2 separate regions of the Homo sapiens genome follow, and region 1 is linked to region 2. The links are chromatin loops, found by intact Hi-C in ENCODE. Cell type or tissue: Caco-2. All regions are shown on one strand. Each heading gives the region's core, and the rest is flanking DNA. Links, peaks and the distances in the headings are about the cores only. Region 1 has its middle 38 kb from the start of JAG1. Region 2 has its middle 75 kb from the start of LINC02871.

What was found. A loop is a pair of places that touch in the nucleus more often than their neighbours do. Peaks named below come from ENCODE experiments on the same cell type or tissue, not always from the same donor. Only the 100,000 strongest peaks of a DNase experiment are listed, where the experiment ranks them.
Region 1: a loop joins it to region 2, with 2.9 times the contacts of the local background. A loop is called at or near these places in 3 of 110 quality-filtered maps.

What each region holds. Positions count from the first base shown.
Region 1 is chr20:10,703,595-10,719,683 of GRCh38, reverse strand. No RefSeq gene overlaps it. Among named protein-coding and RNA genes, the nearest start is that of JAG1, 38 kb to the right of the region's middle. RefSeq lists an enhancer at 13,014-14,213. In Caco-2, for the core only: no CTCF peak of the experiment used is centred there; DNase peaks (open chromatin) are centred at 8,153 and 10,664; H3K4me3 peaks cover 819 bases.
Region 2 is chr20:10,943,016-10,959,104 of GRCh38, reverse strand. No RefSeq gene overlaps it. Among named protein-coding and RNA genes, the nearest start is that of LINC02871, 75 kb to the left of the region's middle. In Caco-2, for the core only: no CTCF peak of the experiment used is centred there; a DNase peak (open chromatin) is centred at 9,084.

The DNA of each region.
Region 1 (16,089 bases), core at 3,856-11,855, 240 kb after region 2:
TTTGATTATTTACAGCTCTCTATGCCATTTACCCTTACAGAAAATAGTTCTTAAACCATATGGATAATAGAACAAAGCAAAATGGCCTTGAAAATAAACCAATCCTGCAAAAAAGTCATGTTTTTAAAATGTGTGTCTGTGTGTGTGTGTGTGTGTGTGTGTGTGTGTGTGTGTGTGTATAAGAGGGAACAAGTATTTCTGAAAGCTCACAAAATTGGAAACAAGGCAAGTCAGTAAAATTTCTTCTAAACCACCTTTCTCTACCCCTGGAAAGCATTTTATGAGATAATGAAAACCTCTAACATTGAGTGATGTGATTAAGTAATAAAGGGCTGAATTTTCCTTCCTATGTAACTCCACAGGGTGCTTCCTAGTGCATTGCAAATGTCTGTATAAAGAGCTAACTGTGTGTTGGTGTGCCACCAGATTACTGGTGTTCGTTAAAGGAGATCCCACTGAGATTTTTCTCTAGACTGGTAAAACAACAGCTTCATTCTCTCTACCCTAATGGGCTGATTAGTGAGTCCTACCCTTCCTAGAAAGCACTGTACACAGCAGATATAGGTGCATTGTCTCAGCCCTAAGTGTGAAAGAAGAGCAAGCTTGCACACTTGAAATCTCATGGTTCACCAATCAACACTATTTGGTTGGGAGAGTTTGCCTGAAGAACTAACATGCCTTCACATGCTTCATATGAGATGGTGACGTTCAGCCACTGCAGATATTCCAGGCTACTAAGAGAAGATATATAGCCAGCTGTCAACCCCCGGAATGCAACACTTAAAGGATGGGGAATGTATTCCTTCCTGGGTTTAATCTCATCACTGCTTCCCTCTCTGAGGATGGTGCAGGGCACCCAGGTTTGACCCAGACTACTGCTCCACAGGTTCCAAGTAACGCATGGGTTAAGCCAGCCAATAAATCAACCTCCTAACCAGGGCTTCATCACCCTATACCTGGACTCTCACAGCTTTGCAGCCATCTGAAATTTCTTTAATGGGATTACCCTGATGGACATAAAATCTCTGGAGTCTGTCATTGTAAAAGGACTGCTTCCAACAATATTTATGAGAAGGTGCTTTTGCAGTTATTCCTCAAATCTTTCTCCCAATATTCAAACTTTCTGTATTCTAAATTCTCCTCTCATAAAACCTTTCACCACCAGATGCATGCATATGTGAGGAGGTGTGTGTGTTGGGGGGGGGGAGTATTAGCTTTATTTTTTAAAACTTTTATTTTGAAATTATTTTAAATCTACAGAAACACTTTCACAAACCCCTCTCTGTTTCTGTGTGTGTGTGTGTGTATCCAGGCATACACTCAGTCGCAGACAGTTGTTTCTGGACCATGTGACTCTAGGACACATGTAACGTGTCCTTGTTCTGAAATACCTCCATGTGTATATCATAGGAATAAGGATAGCCTCTTACATATCACAGTACTGTTACCAAATTCACGAAATTTAACATCGATGTAATATTTTCTTCCTACAGACCATATACAAATTTCATCATGTGTCCCCAAGAACTCCCTTTATAACAATTATTTCTCTGAAAGGATTCAGTTCATAATCACATATTTTATTCAGTTATCAGCTCTGTAGTCTCCTTTAACCTGGGAGCAATTCCTCAGCTTTTCAGTTATTTTATAGAATGTTTCTCAACTTGGATTTCTCTAACATTTCCTTATGATTAGGTTCATATATCAAATTTGGGCCTGGAATACTACATAATGATGTGTTCTTCCTGAAGTCTCATCTCAGGATTCTGATACCCAATTTGCCCGTTTTTGTGATGTTAGTTTCTATGATTTGATGAAGATCTTGCCCCACTTCTTCATTGCATAGAGACCTGTTTTCCTTCTTTACCTTTAGATACCTTGAAATTATGTAAGTAATCTGCATTTTTTTTTTTTTTTTTTTTGAGATTGAGTCTTACTCTGCCTCCCAGGCTGGAGTGCAGTGGCACAATCTTGGCTCACTGCAACCTCAGCCTTCCAGATTCAAGTGAGTCTCCTGCCTCAGCATCCCGAGTAGCTGGAATTACACTTGCCTGTTGCCACACCCAGGTAATTTTTGTATTTTTAGTAGAGACAGGGTTTCACCCTGTTGGCCAGGCTGGTCTCAAACTCATGACCTCAGGTGATCCACCCGCCTTGGCCTCTGAAAGTGCTGGGATTACAGGCGTTAGTCACCGCATCTGGCCTAAGTATTCTGCTCTTTATTTAATCTGTACCTCTAGATTTAGCATCCAATGATGAATCTTGCCTAAATCAATTTTCACTCCGACGTTCTCGTATTCTCTAAGTTACATTGCAGAAACTTAATTCACTGACACCACTCCAGGGCAGAAGAAAACTAGATTGCTTTAGCAGTCATGAGGCGTTTTCACAGGGTGACCATCTCATACGCCGGGAAAAAGGGGAAAATGCCTATGCTACAAATGGGCCAGCTTTGTCACAACAGGCTTTCCTTTTATCCCAGTTTCTTCAAAAGAGTCCTGTCTCCAGAGGTGCAATTCCAAATCAGAAGTCACCACACCATCTTCCACTCCTGTGATTCAGTATCAAGCATTTTTCATTATGCTCACATACAGCCTTTAGTCCAGGGCACTTCCTCCCTTTTGTTTAAATTGCTTGTAGAGTAAACATCTCAAAAGTTAGGATGGCAGCCAAAAGAAGATAATCTCTCAGGGGAAAAGATTGGAATCCTCACAATTTCCATCACCAAGAAGCAAAGGAAAATGACAAGTTGCTATTCATTTCCAAAGAAATTGTACTCTACAGTGAAGTTTCCCACCTTTAATTTCATGAAATGAAAGTCTTTCAAAATGTTACATTTTATAAATGGCAAAAAAAAACCTGCATCGCAACATTTCCTATGGAAACAAACACTTTTGCATATATTATATAGATAATTTACACACAAACACTTTTCCTTATAAGAGGAGCTGCAGGCATCTCAGAAACCTGATAGGTTAATTATCAAGAGAATACTCTTCTGCTTCACATGAAATGAAACAAAGTGAAACCTACTGGTTAGGGGAATCTATCACTTATGCCCTCTGGGGTTTATCATGTTCGCTAAAAATAAACACACTTCTTTGAGGACAGATGGAAAATGTGAGGTGACAATTCATTCTCCAGGAGAGCTCGTTACTTCCCAAGAGGCAAATTCTCACTTCAAGGTGTGGAATCCCCACCTGCATTAAAAAACCTCTGCAATCTATAGGCAAGCATGCCTACTGCAGTGAGGATTATTCTAATAAAACTGGAGTTTGATTGAAAACAAAAATAAAAACAAAGTGATAAGGTCCAACATATAGTTGCTGATATGGCCAGTCTTGCTTCCCTTATCACTAATCAGAATCTGGCAGCATGAGTTAGATTTTGTCATCTAAGAAAGATTTGCTTCTCTTTCTTATATTGGCATGTATTGTGTAAAGAGACTATAGCAAAATCCCAGCAGCCCAGCCAAGTAAAAAAGACTACACATGTTCAAATAGAGTGAAAGAATACTGCATCCTGTTGTATGGTATCCTGTCATGTCAGATTTTATTGTATTTCAGAGCTGGAAGCAACTTAAATATCATTTTATAGCCTCCTCATTTAATAGGCAATGCAAACAATGGCACAGCTTGGATACATATTCATTTAATAACTATTTAAATTTATTTAAATAAGTATTTGTTCACAGAATATTTACCAAGCCCCTACTTTGTGCCAGGCACTGGGCCAGGCCCTAAATATATGATGGGAAATAAAGTAGAAATAATAGTAGATGATCCTTACGCTCACAGATATTGCAACCTACTTGTGGAATTTATTGATAATAACATCATAGTTCATTAAAAGCTTTCATATAGATCACTAGTGTTCAGTAGAAACGTATTATGAGTCACTTATGTAATTTTTATATTTCTAGTCCTGTCTCCAGAGGTGAGAGTCCAAATCAATTGGCTACATTTTTTAAAATGTAAAAAGAAATAGGTGAAATTAATTTAATAATATACTTAATTTAATGCAATGTATTTAAAATAATCAATATAAAAAGTTATATAGTCAACACAAAAAGTTATTGATATGTTTTACATTCTTTTTTATATTAAATCTTCAAAATCCAGTGTGTATTTTACATTTACAGACATCTCAATTCAGATGGTAAATTTTCACCAGAAGTATTTGATCTATATTTAGATTAAAATTTACAGTTTAAAAAGAAGATTGGCAAATTCAAGTTGTATCAGGCATTCTTAAAAGTTTTCAAAGACCTGAATCAAGCAGGTCTTAAATTTAAGTTAATCAAAATTAAACACAATTAAATAATACAGTTCCTCAGTCACACTAGACCCATGCCAAGTTCTCAGTAGTCCCATATGGCCAGTGGCTGCAGTATTGGTGCTGTAGCTCTAAACGGCATCCTTTTATTTTTCTAAGAAATACATGAACAAAGCAGGGCAGGCATTACTGCCCACATTGTATACATGAAAAACAAACAAGCCTCGGAGACAGATAAAATGAGTCATCTGAGGCTGTACACTACTGCAGTGAGTGGTGGAATCAGAATTCAGTCCCAAGACTCCCAAAGCCTAATGATATTTCTCCTCCACCTCTCTGTATTAAAAATGAGAGTAAAGAGTCCTGTTCTGTTCACAGCACTATGTTAGGTTGTACAGAATCACAAATGCCAGATTAATAAATCTGGACTTGAGCCAGCCCACAGGTAACACACAAGTAGCCTAAGAGCTGAATTTAGCCACAAATGTGTTCCATTGAGCAGGTCTTGTTTTTCTTTTGCAAATCTAAACTTAACTGCTTCTCAATAGGACATGCATTTTTTAGTTTACCAGAAACCTCACCACCCCCTATTAATCATAACCATTCAGTTTCACTCACTTACTCTTCTTTCCCTAGCCCCTGATGCTTTTGAATTTGCAAACCCAGTGAGGCAACAAGCATCATTAACAGTTTTCAAGCAAGGAATGAGAGTCACCCAATACTGCTTTCAAAAGACTAATCTGGTCCTCTGTGCAGGCTCAGTTGGTATCAGTAAAGACTAGAATCTAAGAAACTAGTTTAGTACTAGCCTGTTTAAAACCTCATTTGCCCCTTTCAGATTTTTCTTCTAGCTCTCATTAAAATATTTTTTGACCCCAAAAGAATCTTCCAGAATATCTAAAGTTTTTAGTGACTCAAAAGAAGCTTTTAATGAAAAGATAGAGCTACACACACACACACATAGAGCTGGTCCCTACCTGCAGGGCATCTGGATGACTCCTATGGAAGGCTTTTGAGTTCAAGATTAAGATAAGGATTTTAAAGATGTAAAGACATCTTTTTTCCTCCCCTGCTTCCTTGCTAGGATGCACTGGACAAAACTTATATCTTCTATATATCTGTGTTCTTTTCTAGTCAAGTGAAAATTTATTAAAGCAAAAGCAATCAATCAAACTTGTTTTTCCAATATGAGTTTATCAGTTAATCTGGTGCCACTATGACATAACATATTCATCATAACTTGGGAGAAGGTAAGAATTTGTTTAAGTCAATTCACTGAAATAGTCCAACTACATTTTTTGTAATTCATTTCAGAGTTAGTTTTCCAGATACGAAAAATATGTTCTATTACTTGAATCTACATGTTTTGATGATTGCGTTGAGTAGGTGAGTCTAATACAAAAATTCTCAAACCTGAATATTAGAGTTATGGGGTGGGAGTTGGGGAAGAAGTTTAATTAACAAGCAGATTTCTGAGACCCAGAATTAGATTCTATAATAATTCAGTAGGTCTAGGGCATCTCAAATCCCATAGGCGAATCTGATGCAGAAGATACCTGTATACCACATTTTGAGAAATATGGTATGAGCAATTGGCCATGGATCACAGCTCTTTCACCTGGATCAGAGATCCCTAGATTTATTGAAGATTACTTACCAACTAAGATGAAGTATATTGATTGCATTCATAGTGCGAAGTAATGGTTGCTTTGTGTGCACACTTTCTGCAATGTGATTCTGTGGATCCTCCCGTCAAGAGGAAGATTCTACTTCCCTCCCTTTCGAGTCTGGGCTGGTCTTGTGATTTGCTTATAACTTTGCAGTGAAAGTATCAGCACATCAGCTCCAAGTATGGGCCTTGAGAAGTCTTGCATGCTTCTGTCTCTCAGATCCTTGTCACCACCATGGGAACAAGCCCAGAAGAGCCTGCCAGAGGATGAGACTGCATGGAAGAGATTCCAATTGTCCCATTCAAAGTGACCTTAAATCAGCCTACAGTCAGCCAGCCATTGAACGTGTGAAAGAGCCCAGCCTAGAAAAACAGAGCTCCCTATCTGTCCCACAGTTGGCTAGAGACTCACAGTGAGCTGGCCAGTGTCAGAAGTATCCAGCCAAACCAAGGGCAATAAATCTTACTGTTTTAGGCCACAGAGTTTGGGGTAGCTTGTTATGTAACAGTGCTAACCGACACATAAGGCAGAGTACCTACCATCTGTCCTCTCTTCAGGCAAGTTTGAATGAGAAAACAATTCCTTCATAGGAAGAAAATACATCTGTTATTGTGGCAGATAAACCCATGGGCAGACTCTTACCATTTGATTTCACTGGGTTTTATCATGGCCCTATAGTTCTCCCAGCACTGGTGGACCAAGGTGATGGCCAAGGAGAAGTGATATCCAGGCCCCAAATAAAGTAATAGTTAATAACAAAAAGCAATGTTATTTAAAAGCATTGCAAGATTAAAGACCCAAGCCAAAACTTAATGAAGAATTTTTTGTGTGTGTTCCATCAAGGTCTTGCTGTCCATTCACCATAAAAGAACATAGTGAAACTCTGTCTCTACTAAAAATACAAAATAATTAGCTGGGAGTGGTGGGTGTCTGTAATCCCAGCTACTTGGGAAGCTGAGGCAGAAGAATCGCTTGAACCTGGGAGGCGGAGGTTGCATTGAGCCAAGATAGTGCCATTGCACTCCAGCCTGGGTGACAGAGGGAAACACTGTCTCAAAAAATAAAAAAAAATTTAAAAAAAGCAAAAGGAACACAACAGATACAGACTTTATTCTTTTGAATGATAAAGGAGACATGTAATCTGGCATTTTTTTTCATGTTTCCTGTAAAATCCTTCTAGTCCACGTGAATTCTTCAAAAGCATTTACAAATCAGATCTTTTAAGGCTCCCTAAATGCAAAACCAAAATTCAGACTTTTCCAATAATTCAAATATGGCTCTGCTGAATCTCACTGCTGCTAAATTATTGCAAGCTGTTTCATGTGTCTAGAATCCAAATGTTAGAAAGATCAGGTCTCATAAAAGAAATGCATCTTTGGGGTCTTAGAATATTCATCGTTTTGGCACCAGTTGCATTACTCTCTTCTTGTAAAGAAATGTCCATGGCACAGGGAACTCTTGGAGCAGTGGGTCGCAGAATAGCAAGCATGCCATATGCTCAGCAGTTCACAAGCACAATGGCCTTATGTCAAGGGTGACATTTTGACTAAGAATCTCTTTACAAACTCGACTTTACATGAATGTAATGGGTATGTCACATTCAAAGGCAAAAAGAGTTACTTCTTTTGTTTGACAGATAATTATTTCACCCGTACAGAAGAATGAACAAAGCCTGTCAAAATCATAGCCTGTCCTCATCGCTGGCCATCTACAAACACACAAAAAATGGAAATGAGACTAACAAAGTCTATTTGCCCATTAGAGCAAATATTGACCCCACTGGCCCCATATGCTTTCCATACCTTTCTTAAAGATTGCTCCTTATAACAAAATGACCAAAAAAGCCAACAAAAGAGCCACAAAGCTACTAAGTCACATTCTGTAGCATTTTATAAAGTTACATATGCCAGAAAAGAAAACAGGGAGAGAAAGCTATATCACAGACTCCAAGACGATTTCCCACACCTTTCAACAAATTTCCTACCAGGTATGAGTCCCAGGTTTTTATAATCCTAAAGCAAGGAAAGTCCTATGGTTTCATAATCCTCATACTTGGAAGCAAAAGTCTAGAAGTCAAAATATTTCTAGATCATATTTTCAGAAGAAGGTTTTCTCGCCATTTTAGGTTAAACCTACAGAGCCTCAGGCTTTCTGATTATACGGATCCTGACGTCTGGCTGTTTTACTAGTAGCTTAGTGACTTCCAGTTCACGTTTGCCAACACTCTAGGAGTGCCCTCTTAGTGTGAGCGGTCAGAGATGATTAACTGAAAAATATTTCCAAGTTAAACATTGATTTGCCTCTGCCTCCATTTATTCCTATCTTGGATGACCTTTCTAACTCTTTTTTTTAAACAAAGAAAGCAGGCACCAGTGGCTTTGCGTTTCTCAGTGAAAAGCAGAATTCTGCATTTGTTAGTTTTTGTGGTTTTATCTTATAAAGAAATGAGTAGGGTATTGGGGCAATCCAAGGGAGACTATTTGCTTTTCTTTGAACACACTCACACACACACACACCTACACACATAGATGCACACTAACTCACACACACAGGCACACAATACATATAGACTCATACATACATACACACATTCATGCACACATATACACACAGGTGCACACACATACACACAAGTGGCCACACACACCTATACACACAGATGACTCACATACACACAGACACACACACACAGACTTACACATACATACACACAGATACATACAGAAATACATACACACCCCCCACCCCATACTCATGACTTGAATGAGGTCATTCTGTTATGTTTCATTTCAGTTACCATTTTACTTCAGTATTTGATCTACACCAATTCAGAAGGTATGAAACTAGCTTAGCTTATGAGGGAGCTGAACGCTCTCCTCACAGTTTTCTTCCTACACTTTAGGAAAATGGCCTTATATATTTAAAATAGCTATCTCTAGGTCTCAAGCCCCTATTTTTGAATCCATGACCAAATCCTGCTGCATTTGAATCTCAGACTATTTCCAAAGCCCATAAAATTTTATATTTTGATAGACTTCATTATATTGAAAGAGAGAGAGTGAACATCAAGGGTAAAGGAGAAAGAATACTATGCTGAGGTCAAACGAATGAAGCACAGGTATCTGTTATGTTATTTCTTTATTTCCAACATATCCAGCTGTCTCACAGAGGCTAACATAAAAACCAAAACATCTGTGCACATGAAAGATTTTTCTTTTTACTAAAGATATATTGTTTAATTTTTTATATATTTTTTTCATACAAATATAATGTACCCTTATTCTAATTTTTGATGTCCTTATAGAATCTGGAATAAGTTTGTATAGCAAAGATAAGAAACAACTTCCTGGGAAAAGGGCATTTATGATCTAAAATTATCTAAAATATCGCATACCAAAAAATAGGCCAAATGTGTTTACATCTTTTTCTTTATCTTTTTTTTTTTTTTTTTTGAGATGGAGTCTCACTCTGTTTTCCAGGCTAAAGAGCAGGGGCACAATCTCGGCTCACTGCAACCTCTGTCTCCCAGGTTCAAGTGATCCTCCCACTTCAGCCTCCCAAGTAGCTGGGAGTACAGGCATGCACCACCACACCCAGCTAATCTTTATATTTTTAGTAGAAAAGGGGTTTTACCTTGTTGGGTAGGCTGGTCTCAAATGCCTGACCTCAAGTGATCTGCTGACCTCAGCCTCCCAAAAGTGCTGGGATTACCAGTGTGAGCCACCAAGCCCAGCCTCTACATCTTCTTCTGATGAGAAATTTCGCACGTGAATATTGGTGGATGTTAGGAAATTATTGTTAATATTTTTAAGGTATGATAATTTTGTTGCAGTTTATGCTTTTTTAAAGTATTATCATTTTTTAGAAGGTAATAGCAATCGATAAAATATATGAAGTCAGAGATTTGTTTAGGAAGGTTAGGGAGTTTTGCTGCAAGATTAACTATAATTAATTATTGAATCTGGTAAAGGGTACTTTAGTGTCTGTTTAAAAGTTTCTATAAGACAATATTTTATGGAAAAAAATATTTTTCTATTGGCTTACAATCTTCCAAGTATGAGTAGATATCCTTCCTTTAAAATAGAACCTCTTTGGGCTAGGCACAGTGGCTCACACCTGTAATTCCCACACTTTAGGAGGCCAAGCAGGGAAGATGGCTTGAGCCCTGGAGTATGAGACCAGCCTGGACAACACGGTAAAACCCTGTCTCTACAAAAAACACAAAAAAGTTAGCTGGGCATGGTGGCATGCACCTATAGTCCCAGCTGCCCGGAAGGCTGAGGTGGGAGGATCACTTGAGCCTGGGAAGTCGAGGCTGCAGTGTACCATGATCATGCCACTGCACTCCAGTCTGGGTCACGGAACAAGACCTTATCTCAAAAAATATATAAATAAAAATAAAATGAAATAAACCCTCTTTGCATCTGACATTTCAGAAACATTTCCAGAGCAATAAGCATAACACATAGAAGGTGAATAGTGTTTCTTTGAACATTAAAACCAATTACCACCTTTTCTTGATAGTCAGAGCAAGGGTGTTCTAAGTTCTTTGACTTAACTGCACTCAGATTTTAACTTTAGGTTTCAACTGCTACACATTAACCACTGCAATTTCACTCCACCCTTGCTATCTTTTCTTAGTAATCATCCATTCACCCTTGTCTGAGCCACTCTCTCATAATGCTTTTCTGGGTAGCAAAGTATGGAGCAAGGCTTATGTTGATTTTATGCAGCCCACATTCCTGGAATGTTAGTACTAAGTACAGAATTTGACCTGTAACACAGTGAAGAAAGAGTTCAAATGCAAACTCCAAAGATATCCATCCCACAGAATAAATGCCAATAAGCAATTTCCTTTTCCCAGCCTACCAGAGATTTTCATCAGATAGCCCATAACAGACAGAACCCATGCCAATATTTTATAACCCATAAAATTTCTTCAAGCAATCGTACAGATTTCCAGCCATCCTTTGATCAGTCTTTGTAACAATGACTCTGGGCCCTCGCCTAAAAATGATTCCTAGATCTCGATATATATACAAGGGAAAAGATCTGGCCTTCAGAAAGCCTCTCATTAAAGCGCTAATCTGTTCCACCACATTCTTCCAAGACACAGCGACCAGCATTCTAGCCAGCCTCAATGGCCAGCCCTAATAAGACTGATAGAAACAGCTTAAGTAATTGGATTGGTATATGGGATTGAATGTCTGACAACAAAAGATAGCCATCTCTATTCGACCACCAAATCTTTGTTCCAGCAATGAATTCATTTAGCAATGTGCTTAGAGGCTCCTGAGCCTGGGCAGAAATAACAGACTGGGGACACAAAAGCTAGGCCAGCTGATGAGCCCAGAGACAGAGGCTGCGCAGTTCCAAAAAGTTAATTACAGTGGACAAAGGCAGCAGACGATGACTTGTTGAATCATTACTATAATCACATTACTGCACTGCTCTGAAGTTCCCAGCCAAGGTGGCATTGCTGCTTCTCATTCTGCCCATGTACTTCATACTCATTTGCCACCTGCAATTTACTGTGTGTGACTTCTCAGTTGACATGCTTTTAACAGCTCAGCTTGTTTGTGTATGCTAGACATTCTTAAATTTTTCATATTTTTCTATCAAAAGAGCCTGATAGGAGAAAAGTGTTAAAGTAGCTGGTACAGAAAAAGTTGGTGTTAAAATTATCTATTTGTCTCAAAATTTGTGATTCAGGAAAGCACTATCATGCATTAGTGCAACTATTGCAACATAATTGCAATATCAAAATCATATATTTATGTATATAACTTTAGAAAGGTCTAAGTAGGGTTAATATAATATAAAACAAAACATCGATTTACAGCTTTAGGTAGGTCTAAAGAAGGTGAATATAAATCAGAATATTGACATCTAAAGCCCATGCTAGGGTGAAAAGTATCAAGGAGTGCCCATACTCAGTGATTCTGAAGCAACATTATTAGTTAATAGTTTCCTAGAAGTTTTGACATGGTTATTTCTTGACCACTGGGTATTCAGTTTCCTCAGCAGTGTGACATAAATTATTTTCACTTTTAACTTCTCTGGGACTGTTTTGGTCTGTCTGGAAAACATACCAGTCAGCGAGTGAGAAGAGCATCTCATTTTATAATAAACAGAGATGGTGGTACAATAATCACAGCTAAAACGGTAATAACACAGCAGCAATAATAATAGTAGAAGTGGTATTATTAATTAATAATTATTTTAGATAGCCAACTTAGAGTGGATTCTAAATATTTCTAAAGGAAGGTCTGATTTAGCCATACAACATTCTGTAAGAGGACTCAGGCATCATTCTACATTAAAATGGAAAGAAATAGCAAAGCCAGGGTGCCTTTGCTTTCTCAAACAGTGGCACCAAAGAAGCCCAAATACAAATGTCTTGACATCTAGTCCAACACTCCATGTCTTTAAAAAGCATCTTTCCGCCAAGATTCCTTGCCCAACTTGGCAAAGATATAGAACCAGCTTCATAGTCCAAATTGTGACTTTGGATTGCAACTGAAAATACACAATCATATTTTGTCCAAAGTTGGCATGTTTTTCCGTTCCCAACTTATCATCCTGCCAAATGGAGAACGTAGTCGCAAATGCTTGGAACTATAACCATAAAAAAAGGTTGGAATATTTCTAATCAGGGATGAACATATTTTTTTATTTTAACATAAATCATGAAGAGAACCTTAGAAGGATTTTTGCTCAGACCTTCTTGGCAGAGATTTCTGGGGGCTTTGCTGATGTTTTTGAGGAGAAATGTTCAGAGGAAAGGACACTGGTACGTTTCCAAGCCAAGCGGTCACTCCTTTGCTGGGAGCAGGTGATTCCCGCATCCACACAGCCTCCAGAACACACCACGTCTGTGACCATCACATTCCACAAAACTGACGTTACCTTGATAAAAACAGGTCCCCAATTCAACAAAACATCCCAAACACCTGCCTAAATGCCTTTGTCTCTTTTTTGTTTTCTAAAAGGGACTGAAGTTGCAATCGATCTGTACGTCTGGCAATCAACTGCAGGATATTTGCCGTATCCCTACACACAATCCCTACACACACGCGGAGCTTAAGTGGATCCTGCGCTCTACAGAAAGCTCCTCCACAGTGCGGTCCGTCGGGGCCTCCGAATCCCCCTCCAGGCCTCAGGCTCCTTCCGTTCCCACCATCCTTTCCTCATTCCACATGCCCTTCCTGTACTGGATACAGCTTTTCTTTTCCTAGGACTACGTATTTCTTCCATCCTCCCCAGGATCATAAAGCCCTCAAGGGTAGGGATGGTGAGGTTTATGATCTTCCCATTCCTCACAGTGCCTAGCACAGAGTGGCATCCCATCAGTGTGTCACGGACCCATTAGGATGGACTGAGAACATGAGACAGACAGAATCTGTTGTACTTAGGTACAACGTGAATAGGCATTGATGACTTGCCTTCGAGGTCAACGTCAGTTTACCAAGAAAATAATAGGCTTTCAGTTCCAGTGTTTGCAGTCTTTCTAAATCATCCAAGGTGTGACTGGAACATGACCACAGCTTTGTATAAACCCCAAACCTGACAGCCACTCACAGTGTTACAGGAAATGTGTGTCCACACATAGACATACAAAGCCTCTGTCTTGGAGCGGTAAACACCCGCGGCGTCTGTGACTAACGGTGAAATCACTTCTGTGCCGAGCCGACGCCCTGGCTCCTCTCGCAGTGCCACTGGGACAATACAGGTAGGCATGACATGGCTGAGCACAGGTGGACGGATGTCCCGTGGCCTCAGTCATTTCACATGTCACTCTTTTCTTACCTATCATTCTCAGCCTCACCCCCTGCCCCTGCTTGGCCACGGAAGGCTGCTGCTTTTTGAAGGTATTCTGGAAAATCTCTGATCAAAGGGTCTTTCCCAGCTTCTTTGTAGCTCCTAGTTGGTGCTGGAATGAAGTCCTACCAAGAGCCAGGCTGATTTCTGCCCCTTACTCTTCTGCCTGGAGCATTCCCAGGCCTGTTTTTCATTATCAAATTATCTGTCCTTCCCATTGAGCACATGGTCCAACATAGACACAGTAAGTTGGCAGCCTAAAACACACAGGCCACACTGGGCCTGCAAGGGGATTTTGATTCTTCTTGACACTATTCGTTTGTTTCATAAATTCATCACCAATGTTTTTAAGTCAAGAAATTTTCTATGTCAGTTCAGATGTCTAACCTCTTTTTAAAAATTGGAAGGTTTGGCCACCTCTGGTTGGCATTTCTACCTGGCACCAATCAACTGAAGCTGAGAAATGGCTGTCTTTTTAGCTGGGGAAGCAGCACTCCACTTCTCCACTGTTCCCATCCATCCCCACTGTCCCCATCCATCCCCACTGTCACACACTTGACCATCCCATGAGCTCACATATGTACCTTGCATGGCAGAGACGGGAGAGCAGTTCACAAAACATGGTTTCTCTTTCTGAACACACAAGACTATATATCCTTATTTGTACACCCATGGTTATAGAAGCATTATTCACAATAGCTAAAATGTGGAAAAAACCCAAGTGTTCACTGATGGATAAATGAATAAGCAAAAACGTGGTATAGACACACAACACAGTATTATTCAGCCTTTAAAAGGCAGGAAATTCTGAAACATGCTACTACCGGGAAGAAGCTTGAGGACGTTATGCTAAGGGAAATAAGCCAGTCACTAAAAGATGAACACTGCATGATTCCACTTACAGGAGATACTTAGAGTAGTCAAAATCATACAAGATAAAAAGAGTTCTGGAGATGGACGGTGGTAACAGATGCACAACATTATAAATGTGTTTAACACCATTGAACTATATTCTTTAAAATGGTTAAAATGGTAAATTTTTTGTTTTGCATATTTTATCGCATTTGATTTTTTTTTTAAGATTATAGTCATATGACTGAGCTCTGGCCAGAAGAATGTGTATAGCAGTGACATGTGCCAGTTTATGGTGAATGCCATAAAATTTCTCACATGTGATTTTCCATGTTCTTTTCCTCTCCATTTGATGCAGTCAAACCACATGTTGAATATGGCAGAACCATCATATGGAAAGATCCCAGGTTGGAAGATCCACTTGCTGACTAGAACAACTTTAGATAAGTAAGAAATGAAAATACTTCTATTATGTTTCAGCCATTATGCATTTTGGGTTTGCTATAGCAACTAGCAGAACTTTAATGCACCTACCTTTGAGCATCTGAGTCTGGGACCTGATTTAATACCTATAGGCCCATCGTTCTCATCTTACATTGAACTACCCATGACTAATCCCTCTGAAAGGCACCATTTCTTGTAGAAATCAACCCACTATGAACTTCAAGAGATGGTCTTCCTCCCTGGACCTCTCTAGTGAGTGGCTTTGTCCAACATTAATTTGTATAACTGTGATTGTGTCTGAAGTTGCCTGACTCTTAACTTAAATCTTTACTTTCTACTCTAGAAAGTTCTGGCTCTGGTCTTCATGAACTTCTTAGAAAAGTAATGGATGTTTATAAACAATAGAATCATGGCGTATTATTCTGTTCTCACATTGCTATAAAAAATACCTGAGTCTGGGTAATTTATAAGAAAAGAGGTTTAATTGGCTCATGGTTCTGGAGGCTGTACAGGAAGCATGATGTTGGCATCTGCTCAGCTTCTGGGGAGGCCTCAGGAAACTTACAATCATGGCAGAGGGCGAAGGGGAAGCAGGCACATCACATGGCCCGAGAAGAAGCAAGAAAGAAAGAGGGGGTGAGACGGGCAGATCACTTGAGGTCAGGAGTTCGAGACCAGCCTGGCCAACATGGTGAAACCCAATCGCTACTAAAAATAAAAAAAATTAGCCAGGCGTGGTGGTGCATGCCTATAATCCCAGCTACTTGGGAGGCTGAGGCAGGAGAATTGCTTGAATCCAGGAGACAGAGGTTGCAGTGAGCCGAGATCATACCGCTGCACTCCAGCCTGGGTAACAGAGTGAGACTCCAACAAAAGAAAGAGAGAAAGAGAGAAAGAAAAGAAAGAAGGAAAGAAAGAGAGAAAGAGAGAGAAAGAGAGAGAGAAAGAGAGAGAGAGAGAAAGAAAGAAAGAAAGAAAGAAAGAAAGAAAGAAAGAAAGAAAGAAAGAGAAAGAAGGAAGGAAGGAA
Region 2 (16,089 bases), core at 5,072-13,071:
ACGTAGGGGAAGCTAGATACAAGGTATATTGAAACTTGGTATGACTTTTGCAACTTTTCTGTTAAGTCTAAAATTATTTCAAAAACAAGTGAGGGGAGATATTTATCTACTCTCAACATATCTCCTATGAGATATTTAACTACAAAGAGGAAAATAGTACCTTTACAATGGAGAAGCCCAGCAGTCACTAACCCTCATCAAGTGACCAAAGTTAATATCACCACTAATGGGACAAATGGAAATCAAATGTCTCCTGATATGACACCCTAAGAAGGACTTAACATCACTTCTGTGATGTGCTTGCCAAAAAACAGATGTATAACTTGAATATAATCATGAGGTAGCACAGACTAATCCAAACTGAATGACATTCTACAAAATGACTGGCATGTACTCTCTAAAAATGTCAAGATGTGCAAGGCAAGAAAAACTGAGGAATCTTTCCAGATAAAACAAGACATAAGCAATATGGCAACTAAATGCATCAAGCGACCTGGATTGGATCCTGGACAAGATTTCGTATTCTTTTGTTATAAGGGAAATGAGTGGGACAATTGGGGAAATTGCAATAAAGTCTGTAGCATAGCTGTAAAAGTTCATCAGTCTTAAGATTATTATTTTCATTATTGCATAATACTATGGTTATGTAAAAGAAAGTCCTTTTACTCAGTGAAATATTTAGGAATGAGACATCATGTCTGCAACTTGCAAACAGATCAGATATCTTATCCATCCACAATCACACACATTTATATATAAGGAAAAGAAGTAGAGCATGAAGCTCCCGGGTGAGAACAGCACCCTGGGAGAAGAGAAGTAATGAGAATGCCCATGTAAATTCTCTAGACAAGAAAGGGGTCAGGTTAACTAGATTCACCATGTGTTTAGAGAAGTTGGAAATAACATTTGTCTTATCTTGTGGAAGATAACATTTCCAAAGTCATTCAGATGAGCTTATGAAGAACCTCAGCTTCTAGATTTCTTTAACCATAGGAAATAAGGAATCAATGAAAGTTTTTTTGAGTTGATACACGATGCACCAATTACACTATAGCTAATACATCTGTTGAAGATTGGATTAAAGTGGGGAAGAGTCTGAAAGTTAAACAAACTATAGGCATATTTCCACTATTATAAGGCAGTGATGGAGACAATAGATTCCTGGACATGGAAAAGTACATGGAATTAGCATATGTGAGGTACCTAATAACCTATGGAAATGTGTGACCAGCAGAGCTATTTATTTTCTGTCATCAACATACAAAATTAAGTGTTTAATTACCTTTATCTTCACAATGTTCTTAATTCTTTTTCAAATCGTGGAAAAGACAGACCTGGAGTTATAAACACACATTCGTCTGGAGCTCACCTCTTGGAACTGCCAAAACATCCAGATTTTTTTTTTCTTTTTTTTTTTTTTGAGACGGAGTCTCAGTCTGTCGCCCAGGCTGGAGTGCAGTGGCGCCATCTAGGCTCACTGCAAGCTCCGCCTCCAGGGTTCACGCCATTCTCCTACCTCAGCCTCCCGATTAGCTGGGACTATAGGCGCCTGCCACCATGCTAGGACCTTGCTGGACTCTCCACATTTGGATGGCTATTTTTTTTTGTATTTTTAGTAGAGACGGGGTTTCACCGTGTTAGCCAGGATGGTCTCGATCACCCGACCTCGTGATCTGCCCACCTCGGCCTCCCAAAGTGCTGGGATTACAGGCGTGAGCCACCGCGCCCGGCCATCCAGATGTATTTTAAACCATTAAAATAAATACTAAGTATTTGTCCTTGGGAAATAATTAAAGACTTTAACAGAAGGAGGGATAAACAACAAAAAAAAAGCATTTGACATGTTAATTTACATTAGCTGATGGCTAAGAGTAATGCCTGATAATTGAAACTATGAAGAGTTCGTGGTATTCTGTGAGGTATGCCACAGTGGAAAACAACCAAAGGCAAGGTGATGGCTGTTCTCCACTGGGGGTAAGGCTGTGGGAATGGGGAAAAGGGCAAGGCATTGCTGTAAGATTAAGGATAAAGCACGCATTCTGATAATTGGCCTCATATGGTTCTAGTCAAAACTATGGGAAAAAGAGTGTGTTTTGTGAAGAAGGAAGTGTATGCAAAGGAACAGATTTTAGGAACTTTCTTAGGGATGTTCTTGTTTAGGAAAGAGAAACAGCCTAAAAGACCACAGGCGCCATGCATAGAAGCCAGGAAAAGTTCAATATTTCAAAAAGAAGCCGATCAAACTTAACTCATCTCTAGATAGCAAAACTATACTCACAACCTTGAAGATGCTAAGGAGAAAATAGCTAATAACAAAATATTTTTAAGTGTCCTGTATAATGCTACACAAAAAACAATTTGGTTCAACTTATGTATACCTCATATTCAGTTACCTTTTTTTCTTTGAACTTTTTGGAACTACCTAAGTGTTCATAGATAAGAAGGTCAGAAAATATAATATATTTATGATTTAAAAAATTATTTCTGAGGACACATAATTTTTCCTGAAATTTTTGAGTACCTTTTTTCAATATTTAATTTTCATTAATATATTTTAAACAGAGAATCTCTTTCAGACTCTGGAAGATCTCTTATCTTTATGGGATGTGATGAACATAAATGTATTGATCACAATTCTTCAAACTGCAAAACATTTCATCATTATCTGAGTAAACAATGTCAGGATTTTCATATTGTGGGACAAGGTATTGAATCTCTAGACCAAAAACTAGATCTGTAACTGAGACCAGGGATCTTCTAATTATGGTCATCCTTCTCTGAAACAAATCTAATCTACAGGTATGTTTTGTTGGGCCTGTGCATTGTTCTTCATAAACTCAGTTTAAACATTTAAAAATATAAGAGATTTTCTACATCATTAGAAAAAAATGGGAAATGCATAAAGTCTATGCTGTTAGGGTGGAATACAAATTTTCCATCTGAGTATAGTCTCCACCATTTGTTAGTCTTGTTCCAGCCTTTTCACTCAGTTATTTTACTGGCCTAGCCCCTGAAAACAGTTAAATTTGCAGTTCCTGTGTAGACTCTGCCAAAGAGGGTGGGGGAAATTACCACTCCTAGGTGTTTAGAAAACAATAAAAATTGTTGGCATTTCCCTTGGGAAATAAAGCAAAATTACATCTTCCCACATTTGCTTTTTCCTCAAGACAGATGTAAAAGAATTGTCTTCCTTTATCCCTCTAACCCTTGGTGTTATACCAGAGATCAAAAACTGTCTAGGGATGATTTTAAAGCAGAGTGCTTGAGTAGCTTCCCAGACCATTTTACCACCACCAACTACCTTCCCCAACTAGAAGAAGAAAAAAAAAAAAAAAAAAACAGACTGGCTTACTATCTAAAATCCCAACCTAGGCCATAATAATTAAAGTTTGAGGTACACTTTCATAACAATGAGAGTCTTTTTAAAAATATTTACCTTTTTATCACCAAACACTGATGATTTAATTAAAAGTTTTCTAATTATCCAGGATGTTTCACAACTGCTACACAAGTTTCTAGCTGTTCTGCATTTGATCATTATTTTGGTCATCCTGCAATAAATTTCATCTGTGAAATATGTGGTTCTACATAAGAGACATCAAAGACATTTTTAAAACCTTCATCTCTAGAAGTTCACTCCAAATCACAGCAGCAGAAATGGAAAGTCTCCACAGGAAGCACTCACCAAAACCAGAAGGGACTCCAGAAACAAATTTAGCCTTAAACATTTACAAAACCACAAGAAAAATTATCTCTTGATTCCTCATGCTATGAGCACTCAAAAACAACAAATTCAAATGATTTGTGCTTTTCAAGTCTTCTGCTCATGTTAGCCTGACAATAAACATCCCTGCTCTACACGGAACTAAGAGAGGTTAACATAAGAAGAGCATCCCGTAGGGTCTTGCTACTCAAAGTGAGGTCCATAGGCTCGCAGCATCTGCATCACCAGGGAGCTTAATAGAATTCAGATTCTCAGGCCCCACCCAGACTTCCTGAATAGAATGTTCACTGTAAGATTCCCAGCTGTTTCTTTATGCATATTAGAGTTTATATACTTCTCTAAGATGCAAAGATCCTTTCTCTCTTAGAGTATTTATGCACTTGAATAAGACATATACATAGACCTCAAAGGTTCCCAAGAGAAAATATATTCAGCTTCCTCATTTTACCAGTGACAAAATGGAGGCTCCCAAAAGGACAGTGCCTTGGCCACATTCACACATTTAATGGTTGGCAGAGCTCTGGCAAGAAGTCAGGTTTCTTGATTCTCTTCTTCATATTCTTTATACCCTGCAACTCCTTTGCATCTGCAAAGAAATCTCAGAAGTGAACATCCGGAACTAGTGGCTTAAGAATCAAAATATCTCCTCTGTTTGCAAGCTTCACTCCATTATTCGGCAGTTGATGTGCCAGGAATTCTTGTAGCCAGAGCCAGGCCAGCTTGGGGTTTCCCTGCTGACTCTTCCAGGTGGAATGTGTTAGCTAACAAGTCAACACTCGTGTTAGGCAGGTAAAGGCCCACATTCGGTGGATCAAGGACTTGCAGTCATTCATTAAGTAATTTGTTTCCTTTGTGCCAGGACCAAATCTCAGGCTACAGCCCGGCTCTACTTGTCAGGTCCTTGCTTTGCAATGACCCTCAATATTGGTAAAGTCACATCACTAACCAGCTGAGCCCAGCTCAGTGTAAGTTCTATGACAGGCATTGATGAGCAGAGAGAGTCTGACAGAAACCCTTCATGTGGCCCCTATTCTACAGGTAGAGTATGAAAAGTACGGGCCAGGAAGTTTCTTTCTCTGCTAAGATGCCCTCAGGGTAGAGGGAATGGAGGAGTAGAAATTTGGTTGAGCACAAAAGGGTAAATAGAGTGTATCCCAGTAGTTCTTAAGAGTTTTTGCCTCTAATGGGGTGCTAGGGCTGCTTAGTCCTAAGAATAAACTACCTGCAAATGAGGAATTCTAGATCCACCCACTTGTTGCACTAAAAGATAAAAATTAATCTACCTTTCACAGTAACGCAAGGATAATTAAGAGTTTGTGAACATAAGATGACTTTAAAAATTATATGGGCCACTGTGTTTTCAAAGCTACGTCAGTTTTCTTTAGACCAACCCAAATCTTACTGGCTTAAAACAACAACCATTTATTTTGCTTATTATTCTGTGGTTCATCTGGGCAGATCAGGTCTGGGAAAGCTTGAATGACATGCTGGGCTCTCAGGTGCCTGTGCCTGTGGTCAGCTGGTGATTGGTTTATTTGAGATAACTTCACTCACATGTTTGGTGATTGGGTCAGGTGTCTCATCCTCTAGTAGACAAACTCAGGCTCCTTCACTTGGTGGTCTCAAGGTGCAAAGAGCAGTAAGAAAGACCCAGCCCCAATGCTCAAACACATTGCAAGTCTCTGCTTGCATCATACTTTCTATTGTTCTTTAGCCAGAGAAAGTCACTCAGCTTATTCAAGTCAGAGACAGTTCTGAAAGACTATTAACCCTGCCCAGACGTCTTCCCTACTTCTTTGTTCTAGGATACTTGAGTGGCATGGTTCTACAGTGCTGTTAGCAAAGCAGTTACAACTTCTAATTGCATGATGGTAAAGCGGCCATTCTGGGATGGAGGCAGGGACAGAGAGTCATACCTTACTTAGGTCTTTGATCCTTAGAAATTGAACCAATTGTCAAAAACACCCCTCCAAATCCATACTCTGAACAAGAATATAAATAATAGAACACAGAAAAATCAAAAGCTTAAGCTACTTTTTTAAGTAGTAAAAAGGTTTTAAAAACTTCAGTCAATTATGAACCCCACAATGAAGGAATTCAGTTAGGATGTTAATGTAACTGCATTGTAAAAGTTATACTGCTTTTTCTAGTTCTGTGGCCTCTACATCTCCTGTTGACCTGTTTTTTAGGCATCCGTGTGATAGAGAACTTTTTAATACCACTGAAACAGCTTATAATAGTTTTCTACAATATTGCTCACATGTTTATTTTATCTTATTTTTTGCCCAGGTGACCAATAAAAAAGTCCTCTGAAAATTCTAAGGTAGTTCTAAGGAATAGAAAACTGGGTGCCTATTTTCTTTTCCTATATTTACTATTGGATCTTAAGTAGAATGCAAGCTGCTGGATACAACTGGCATTATACCCTTTAAAAATCTCTGCAATTCACTCCTTGTGTTGGGTGTGCACAAGACATAGGTGGGGAGGGAAGCTATCCTCAATTCCACTCTAAGATGCAAGGTGTATGTTTTACCAGTTTTGTTTATATGCAGCACAATGCTGGTCATGTTAATTGGAAGTGCTGTGGCTAATTTGCTTTGGTCTGATATGAAATGCAGCAGTAGCTGACAAGCTGCAAGGATATAGATAGTTTGCTGAAATCAGGGAACAACCGTATTACTTGAGCAATGGAAATTGAAATCATGGCAAACCAGAAATATGGAATAGCTTTCATGTTGACTTTGTCTCAACATCACATACCCTTGGGAGTTAACTCCTGGACCCCATAGCAAGGGGAGGGGAAATGGATTCAAGCTGCCTGCATCCTCAGCCCATTTCACCAAAAGAAAAGCCAGAGGAAGAATTTTCTCTCTCTTTCCTTATAATTCTAATGAAGTCAGTGGAAGACTCTTCTGCAGCGTATCTTCAAAGGTTTAATGCAAACCTCCCACTTCTCTACCCTAAAGACAGTCCTTGTTCTCAACTCACTCCCTAGCATGAAGGTAAAGCCAAATCCCATGGATTAGTACTAGGGTTTACACAATTGGGACTGAATGTTGTCCCAGAGTATACAGCTTTGTACAGAGTAGGAATTCAGCACTCTGGAAAGACTTCAGCTATGCCATAAGTCTTTTTAATACTCATAAGTGGACTAAATATATCTACATGTAAATAGATGTAATCATATTTGAAACCCATATTTGTGATTCCCAGAAACATGATTATGTAAGCATAATCCTAAGGCTAGAAGTTAAATCTATGCATATACACATACATGCACACACATATAATCACATATCACAATGCTTGTAATGGACGTTCTGGGTTCCCCACCCCAGTTTTCTTTAACAGGCTACTCTGCCCATTCCCCAGCTGCTGTGAGTGTTTTACAGTTGCCCCTTATTTGGATAATTTCCCTTGGCCAAACCAGAGCCACTTTGCCTGAAAGGTTACACTTTCCTGCTCCTGATGGGGGCTATGGAGAGATATCCAATAATCAACTGATAGTGAATTTAATAAATAAATAGAAACAGTTTTCTGACCTTAAGGTAAGATCAAACTGTAGAGCTCCCCATGAGATGAGGCTGAAACTCAACTCCAGCTAAGCCTATACACTTGCTCAACATCTTTCCGGACCCATCCTACTTCCATCACTGTCTCTCTCCTCAGAGGACTTCAATAAATCATGTGCACTAAATTCTTGTCTCAAACTCTGCATCTGGGGAACCTAACATAAGACAACACTTCATTACTGATCCTAAAAATTTTCAGCAGCCAGGGCCCTAAAGGGGATGCTTTTTTTGGTCTGGACACCACCTTGCAGCTTTTGAAGTCACTTGCCACTGAGCATTTTCACTTTGAAAGCATTTGCTATTGACTATACACTCGATGAGATTTCCTCTTCCTTCTCCACCTCAGCCTCTGTCACTCACATCATGTATGCAGCAAAGCTTCACCTGGTTCCTGTTGCTTGAGCTGCCTGATTGCTATAGCAACCCAAAGCCCATGTGCCCGTTTTTACAACAATGTATAGATTAAATTACCTACCCCCTGCCATTTAAAAAAGTCTTTTAAAATGATGCTTTGGAGACAGTAATCTCTCTTGAACTTGAAACCCCAAAAACAACTGTCACAGGACTGGCTGTCCCTGGAAAATGTCCCCATAACAAGACTATTTTGTGAAACCAATGAAGCTGACCCAGACTTTGATAAGGTATCTCTGAAGGGCATAATATATCAAATATTTTCTTATCATCTTTCCCTGTATGCTTTCAGAGTGCATTTGATATTTTTTTCTTCTCCTTCACACAATTTACGTTCTGTCTTTATCTAAAGGTATGCCCCTCTTCTACACACTGGGGATGGAAAATTTTTAAATAAAATTAATTGAAAAACCTGATTAACCATGCCCCATTCTATGTAACTACAGCTAAATGTCCATGCAGGAGGTCTGTCTCTTAGAATACAATAAATGCACCCAGTCACCATGGCTCAATCTCATGCTAACCTTTTCCTCTCTTTTTATCAGATGTAGAAAGAAACAATTTAGACATTATGGATGTTGGCTTATTTTTTACCAGTGATCAAACTTATAGCAAATGTTTGCTGAACATGGACTGTCTAATTGCCTTGTATCTATTATCTAGTGCAGGCTACCTACCCAAGATTCCTCTACGCATTACCACCCAGTAAACAGCTGCCCCTTCGCCACTCCTCAGGCTTAAAAGTGTGTATGCCAGTAGTGCAATTCACCCTCTGGAGGACAAACTGAGAGAAGAGTCCCCTGCAGGCCCTAAGAAGGACTAAGGGCAGTTTTAGCAGTGGATCCTGGTCAAGGTTACTCCAAGCATATTCTGAAAGGACAGTGTGGGTTTTAGGTGGGTATGTTCCCTAGCCTTGTGAACTTCTTGCCTCCATGAGGAGCAGGATGAATGGGGAGAAATGCAAATCTAACAGACATGGCCTGTTAGAGCACAGGGTACAGTGCAGAGGCCCCAGTGGCCCAACTCTGATTATAGAACTTGCTCCATAGCCAGGAAATGATTGAGGCAGGACTTGGCTCCAAATCCCTAGAAGCCCTAATTATTTGACACCATTATTCTGTTAAAGCATCATTTCCCGTGGTTTATACCTTGCTTGAGTACAACAATGAATTACTGTTTTTCATGCTTTAGATTAGAATATCTGTGTTCCTTAGAGGATTACATGTGCAAATAAAGCTGGCCTTTCAAAAATTCTAAAGGGTAGTTGATCGATAGGCAATTCTTAGTAGAATTCTTTCCATGCTTAGAATGCTTCTCCCAAGAGTTCAAGGCCCAGGTAAATGATTAACAAGTGTATACATGCCCGCCCACCTGTAGGCAAAAAACAGAGAAGTGCAGGAAGCAGAGCTTCATGGCCTTTACTTTCAGGTAAATTAAGAGGGTAGGAATAGCTATTGAGAGCTGGCACCTAGAACGATAGGTACTTGGAGCATATTAGGTGCTCAATGAATATTTTACAAAGAAATGAAATGATGCAGCATGAACTTGTGAGTAAAATTTTAGTATTTAACTCTTCTGTGGATAAGAATTTGTCTCTTTTTGATAAGATAGACTTGACCTACCTTATCAATGAAACCAATGCCAACTTGGCTACTCTCTGTCCAATGGAACAAAAATCTCACATCTGTCTTAAAAGAGGTTTGGGTTTGGGGCAAAGCCCTAATATTCTCTGGAACTTTCAGATGTAGAATCTTCTACCTTCTAACTTCTTCAGCTATTTTAAGACTAGCTGCCATTGTTACTATGTGAGATGCTACCAAAGTCCCCTTTACCCTCCCCATCACAACCCTCCTATTAGCAACTCAGATCCAGAGATCTGAAGACACACTTTCCTCTCTAAAATGCCAAATGTGAAATATGATGAGCAAAAAGCTGATTGTATGTTCTTAATTTCTGTGAAAAATTCATGTTCAAAGTGTGTGTGTGTGAGAGACAAGAGATTATGTAAATATATGGAAATAAAAATTATATTGATATAATTGATTTATCTTTTTTTTTTTTTTTTGAGATGGAGTCTTGCTCTGTCGCCCAGGCTGGAGTGCAATAGCACGATCTTGGCTCACTGCAACCTCCGCCTCCCGGGTTCAAGCGATTCTCCTGCCTCAGCCTACCAAGTAGCTCAGGCTACAGGCTCTCACCACCACACCCAGCTAATTTTTGTATTTTTAGTAGAGACGGGGTTTCACCATGTTGACCAGATGGTCTCGCTCTCTTGACCTCGTGATCTGTCCGCTCAGCCTCCCAAAGTGCGGGGATTACAGGCGTGAGCCACTGCACCCAGCCTCATTGATTTATCATTAAAACTCAGTAGAAAAACAAAGTTGGGGGAGTGGGATTCATACACACATACCCCTAACTATTAACCCAAAAAGGCGACATGCATTAGTCTGATCATTTATACCCAGATAATTATATGCCATTTAAGAACTATATGGTTATAGATATTATAAATGTATAAAATGATAACAGAAGCCTATTTATTTCCAGATATGTAGAAGAGAAAATCCCACTGATATAAAGAGAAACAAACAAAACTCAACATTTTGAAAATCTGTGCATTATTTCTGTATGTCAGATCCAGAATACTTAAAATTTATTCAGTTGAAATCGCTATATAGAAATTGAAAGAAAACGGAGAACACAAATAATTCATTAAAATGACAAAAGAAATGACTGAAGTGAGTGGTTTCAAATATCCAAAAAGCTAAAACAAAACAAATGCACTTCAATTTTATCTGTAAGTTCTAAAACTGTGGTTCTTAACTCTTCTTGTCTTTGTATTTCAATGAATAAAAAGGACTATAAAAATAAACATAGGAATCCACACACCAACAATTGCATTCAGAGATTTCACTGACTACCAAGAAGCTCAACTTTGGGGCTCTCAGTTACTTTACATTACTGATCCTCATTTATATTGAACAGCTCTCGGTTAGAGACTGTGGGACACAACTCCAAGGGAATAACTTTCAGAGACTTTGTGAGGCCTTGGGTATAGGCTAGACTGGGGTTCTTCTTAAAAACTCTCCCTCATTTATCCCACCCTTTTCCTCCTGTCTTCTTCACCTGCCATTGCCCCCATTGCAAAGGACTGTGTCACAGATGTTATCCATGCTCTATTCAGATCCCATCTACACTTACCATTTGCGTGATTGGTAATAGAGCCAGCCAGCTCCTGAGATTCTTTGCCTGGAGACTCTCTGTCTCTGGCTGCTGGAACCCACTCTGCCCATTTACATTGTAAGCTGGAAACACACAAAAAAATTGATGTCCAATACCAAAAGGAGCACCTCCTCCCCAATGAATGTCAGGGGTTAATGCCCCAGCTCTTGCCTCATGGGCAGAATAACTCTAAGATACATGTTCTACCCTGCCTCACAGAGTCACCCAGAGAGATGAAGCTCCAATTTTCCACAGTTACTTGCTTGATGACACATAATCATGAGCTTCTTTCTTACTTTGGCAATCAGGTTGTGAGCTCTGGCCTTTACAAATGAAGGCAGCAAAAGATTTGGGCTTCCCTAAGGCCAGTCCTAGTTACAACCTACTAATTAAAACATTCTTCAAAATAGACCATTCCACCAAGATGGAGTCATCCAGGAACCCCTCATTTGTTTTGCTCAGAGGCCAGAACATCTATGTTCTGGCAAGCTATGAGACAGTTGTCCCCACACTCCAAAGGTCCCTCTGATGGTACCCCTTGCAGAAACAAGCCCTTCAAAAAAGGCCAACTAAATTTTCCCTGAAGAGCACTGCCCAACCAAAGTTTGCAAAGACTACTAATATCCAAGTCCCAGATGATCCAATTTGGAGTCATCTGTGTTTATTCTGAGAAAGTGTGAATGGCATCACCTACCCCAAACAAAGCAAACTATTGTGCCCCTGGATAAAAGCCAACATCCTTGTCATGAATATTTAACTAAGAGCCACAGCTTATCAATATTTGGCACAACTGGATTGATCCTATCTTCCTGTGTTCTGGAACACGTCTTGTGAAGAAGATGATCAGAATATTTTATGTTCCAATTTTCTTTGCCTTCATATCCCAAAACTTTCTACTAAGTAATTCTAAATTCAGATGATTCTCCCCATGTCTCCTTCCCTGAGAATTAAATTCACAGTAGTCCTGCCTGTGAAGACTTTAGAGATTTATCTGACTTATTTTATCCCAACATTATTGGTGACAAAAATATCTAACTGGTATTCAGTACAAAGTGAAGCCTCTCATCTTCCCTAGCATGTTGACGCACAATGTTGATTTTGAGAAGGTTCCTTGAGAATCAAAATAAAAGTGTAACACTGGTGAATACAGGGCACATTAAAAGTAGAGGAAGGAGGATAATGAAGAGAAGGAGGAGAAGAAGAGAAGAAAGGAAAAAAGAGAGAAAGAAAGAGAGAGAGTAAGAGAAAGAAAGAAAAAGAAACAAAAAGAAAGAAAGAAAGAAAGAAAGAAAGAAAGAAAGAAAGAAAGAAAGAAAGAAAGGAAGGAAGGAAGGAAGGAAGGAAGGAAGGAAAGAGAAAGATTGAGAAAGAGAAAGAGAGAGAGGGAGGGAGGAGGGGAGGGGAGGGGACAGGAGGGGAGGGGAGGGAAGGGAAGGGAAGGGAAGAGAAGGGAAGGGAAGGGAAGGGAAGGGGCATTTAATTGAACCCTGGGTTGGAGACTGAGACAAGATGGGGCAGGGGATCAGCAAATATGTATGCCTTTAAGGAATGTTCAAAGGCTTCTCTGCCCCAGAAGTGTTCATCTTCCAACCCAGCAAAAGATGCCTGGAAGACTCACTTTTAATCACTTCCCTGGATTGATTTGTTTAAAAAAGAAGAAGAAGAAAGGAAGGAAGAAAAAGAAAAAGCTCTGTTAGAGGGTTAACAAAGTTTGGTGGTTGATAAGAGCTTGTGTCCCAGTTTGTGTGGATGGCCCTGGTGTCATAATTAATAATGCCCCTTTTCACTCTGAAAAATGTCACAGCTCAGACAATGAACTATATGGTCATTCTAGGTATAAGTCACTCTAGGGATGACTCTCCTCTTTTCTAGCTATGCAGATTATGTGAAACATCCTCTCTCTGGGCTTTAGTTTCTCACCTGTAAAATGAAAATGATGGTAGCAGCTGCCTCTCCGGGTTTCTGTGAAGATAAAGTATGATCTTAAATTTAAAATGCTGGCCTTGCTACAGATTAAGCACACGATAAATTGAAGCTATTATTATTTTAAAATAATGCCATCTGGGTGGAAATTTGTCATGTGGGGTTGAACCATGGTCACCACAAATCATTCTGCCCATCTCAGGATATTTTAGGTAAAAAGCCAGTGACCATCCAAAGTGACTCCATCACAATCCACCATGGGAACTACCCAGTGATTAACAAAGTATGTGCTGTTGTGCCCCTCAAAGCCTGGGCCACCAGGAACTCAAGAGATGGGGAAAACGTGTCTTGAGTCCTGTGGTATAGAATACAGGGCAATGGTAGCCCTCCACACAGGTTTAGATTTTTTAAAGAATCAAAGCCGGGGTAACTGGGCTTCCCTGTTTCTCTTCAACCCTATCTCTTGCAGCTGTGAGGAATCCAACCAAGCCTGATCAAGGGTCATCCCTGAACTGGGGCATCAACCACATGACGGGGGTTCTAGTCTTGTCCTCAACACATCCTTCACCTTCTGAAGGATTTCCCAGCTCCACATTTTGCAAGTAAAACCCCCCATTTCTCTCCAGTGGTGAAGGACAAGGCTCAAATGTGATTTCAATTATGGCAGTAACAAATTCATGAGGGCCCAGCGCTTGCCATCTGTCAGAGGAGTGTGTCAGGCCTTTCATTGGCCATGAGGAATACCATCTCACTGACCACCTAAACAAATGAGAGTACACCCATGGGTTTTCTAAAAACAGAGAAGATGGAAAAGAAGAATAGAGCTGTCTGAACCCCTAGCACTTTGGCCGTGGTAAAATTTTTCGCTTTGCATTTGCATAATTCAGTGAGATTCCTCATTTAAAAGCTGATAAAGACAACTCGAAACAGTGTTGATTAGAAACTAGATGGCAGATTTTTAAATTTTAAATGATCTATCAGTAAGTTCTTGAAAGGTAACAATCTCTTCATATTGTGGGGACCTTGGTATTAGCTGGTGACCATGTGTTTTGTGTGTATGTACACATAAATAGAAGAGCTAACATGTATTAAAGACATCCCTTAGCCATGAATTATGCCAAGCACTTTGTTACATTTAAATCTCACAACCACTTTATGAATTATACCCATTTTATATGTGAGGCTTAGAGTGGGGAAATAATTTGATGGATGTTATATACCTAGGAAGCCCCCATTATACATTTTAAAACCTGTACCTGATTCATCTGGCTCCAAAACCTGTGATCTGACCACTACCCTACCATGGCCCCTTACACAAAAACATGCACAGTGACTTTCCATTTCCTGTCCTGATGAGAACTGGCTTCTGAGAAATCACCCCCAGAAGAGGCAATGGGCACAGAGAGAGAAGCCAGCAGAGTATGGACTTGAAGGAAAGCTGGGACAAACCAGAGTCAAATAAACAGAAAATCCACCAAAGAGTCAACCCACTGGACCAGTCCAAAAGTTAAGCTGTGGGGCAGAAGTGGGGTGGAAATAAAGAAACTAATCCCATGAGAAATTATAAATCTTCATAATAATAACACTTATTAAGTGCTTAATGTGTACCAGAAATTATTCAAAGCACTTCTGCTAAAATTGCTCATTTATTTCTCAACATTGTTTCTTATGCCCAGTTTACAGAGGAGGAAACTGAGACATGGAGATGTTAAGTGACTACCCCACACGAATTATAGGTAAAGAAGTTGGTATTTGAACCCAAGAAGTCTATTTTAGGAACACAAACTTATCATCCTTCTCACAGTTATGCTGTATGTTCTCATTTTCCAGGGGGATATATATTTTTTTGTTTGAAATTTCTATTGAAATCCAAAAGAAAAAACATCTTAGAATGCAGTCTATGAATTCTCTTGGTAAAAATGCATTGTCTTTCTCTTTAGAATACAAAGCACTATCTACAACTTTGGGTTAGAACAAGCTGTATAGCCCATAGTGGCCAAGTCCCTGTATCTGAGATTATGGAAGCCATATTGATTACTGCCAATACCCATGGCGATTAATCATATTCCCAGTCTACTTTCTAGTTGACATCTGGAGTGCAAGTGCAATGAAGAGATGTGTGGTATCTCGTGGTTACACAGCAATGTAGCTCTTCTGAAAAACTGGGAACATTATCCAAAGCATAATAAGCCTCATAAATAATCTACCAGCTTGAGGACATTAAATGTAAAGAAAGGGTGACCTCTGACCTTCCATTCCCTTTAATGGGGTTTCATTAGTCTCACAAATGGAGGCAAATTCATAACGGGGGAATCAATTCTGCCACTTGGAAATAATTAAGACACATACATCAAACAACAGCTTTTTTAATTCTTTCTAATTAAGTGATCCATCCCAGAGGAGTGCTAAACTGGTCAGTACAAATATAAATTACACTGAGCATGAGTGTTTTAAGATCAATGTGGAGGTCTTAATGCTTCCTCCACGTTCTTCCTATACTTCCCAGACATTAAACCACTGTCTGACTATGGCATCAAGAAACTAAAAACCTGGAGTCTGTTGTGAACAAGGCACTCAGAGTCCCCCACAAGTTGCCAATCTATCTGCCTGCCCTCTTGAAGAAGTAATAAATTTCTTAATTCTCCATCTGCAGCTCCACCCTTCCCTTGGACTTCAAAATATCAGCAGATGTAATTTCTGGCTTGGGCATCAGTGGCTTAAATTTTGAAGGATGTGTCTTACACCTTTGGCCTGGCCCTTCCTGAGATATCAGCCTTGATGTGAAGGGTTTATCAAAAAGCCCATAGATGGCTTTTTGCCTTTATCTAAGACCTCAGTTATCAGATGAATGGGACCTCTGGCTGCTATGAGACTAAACTTGGCTCTTCTTAAACCTTTGTCTAACTGCAAAATCAACTCAGAAATCACAGGCAATATTGACTGATCAAACTCACCATGTACCATGTTTTTCCCAGGAAACCAAATGGGCTGAAAAACAAACTAAATGTGTACAAGATTTTTTTATGTAGCTTTGCTTATGGGATATAAAAACTGATATTATTTTACTGTGATATAAGTGGAACATTCTTGTAATCAACAAATGACGTATACCTTCAAAACTCTTCAGGAAGGCATATAAAAGCATTTTGCATCCACAGACAGAAAGCAGAGAAAAGAACAATTGATTTAGAGACAAGATACTCAATTCAAATCCTGGCTCTGTCACTTTTTAATCAT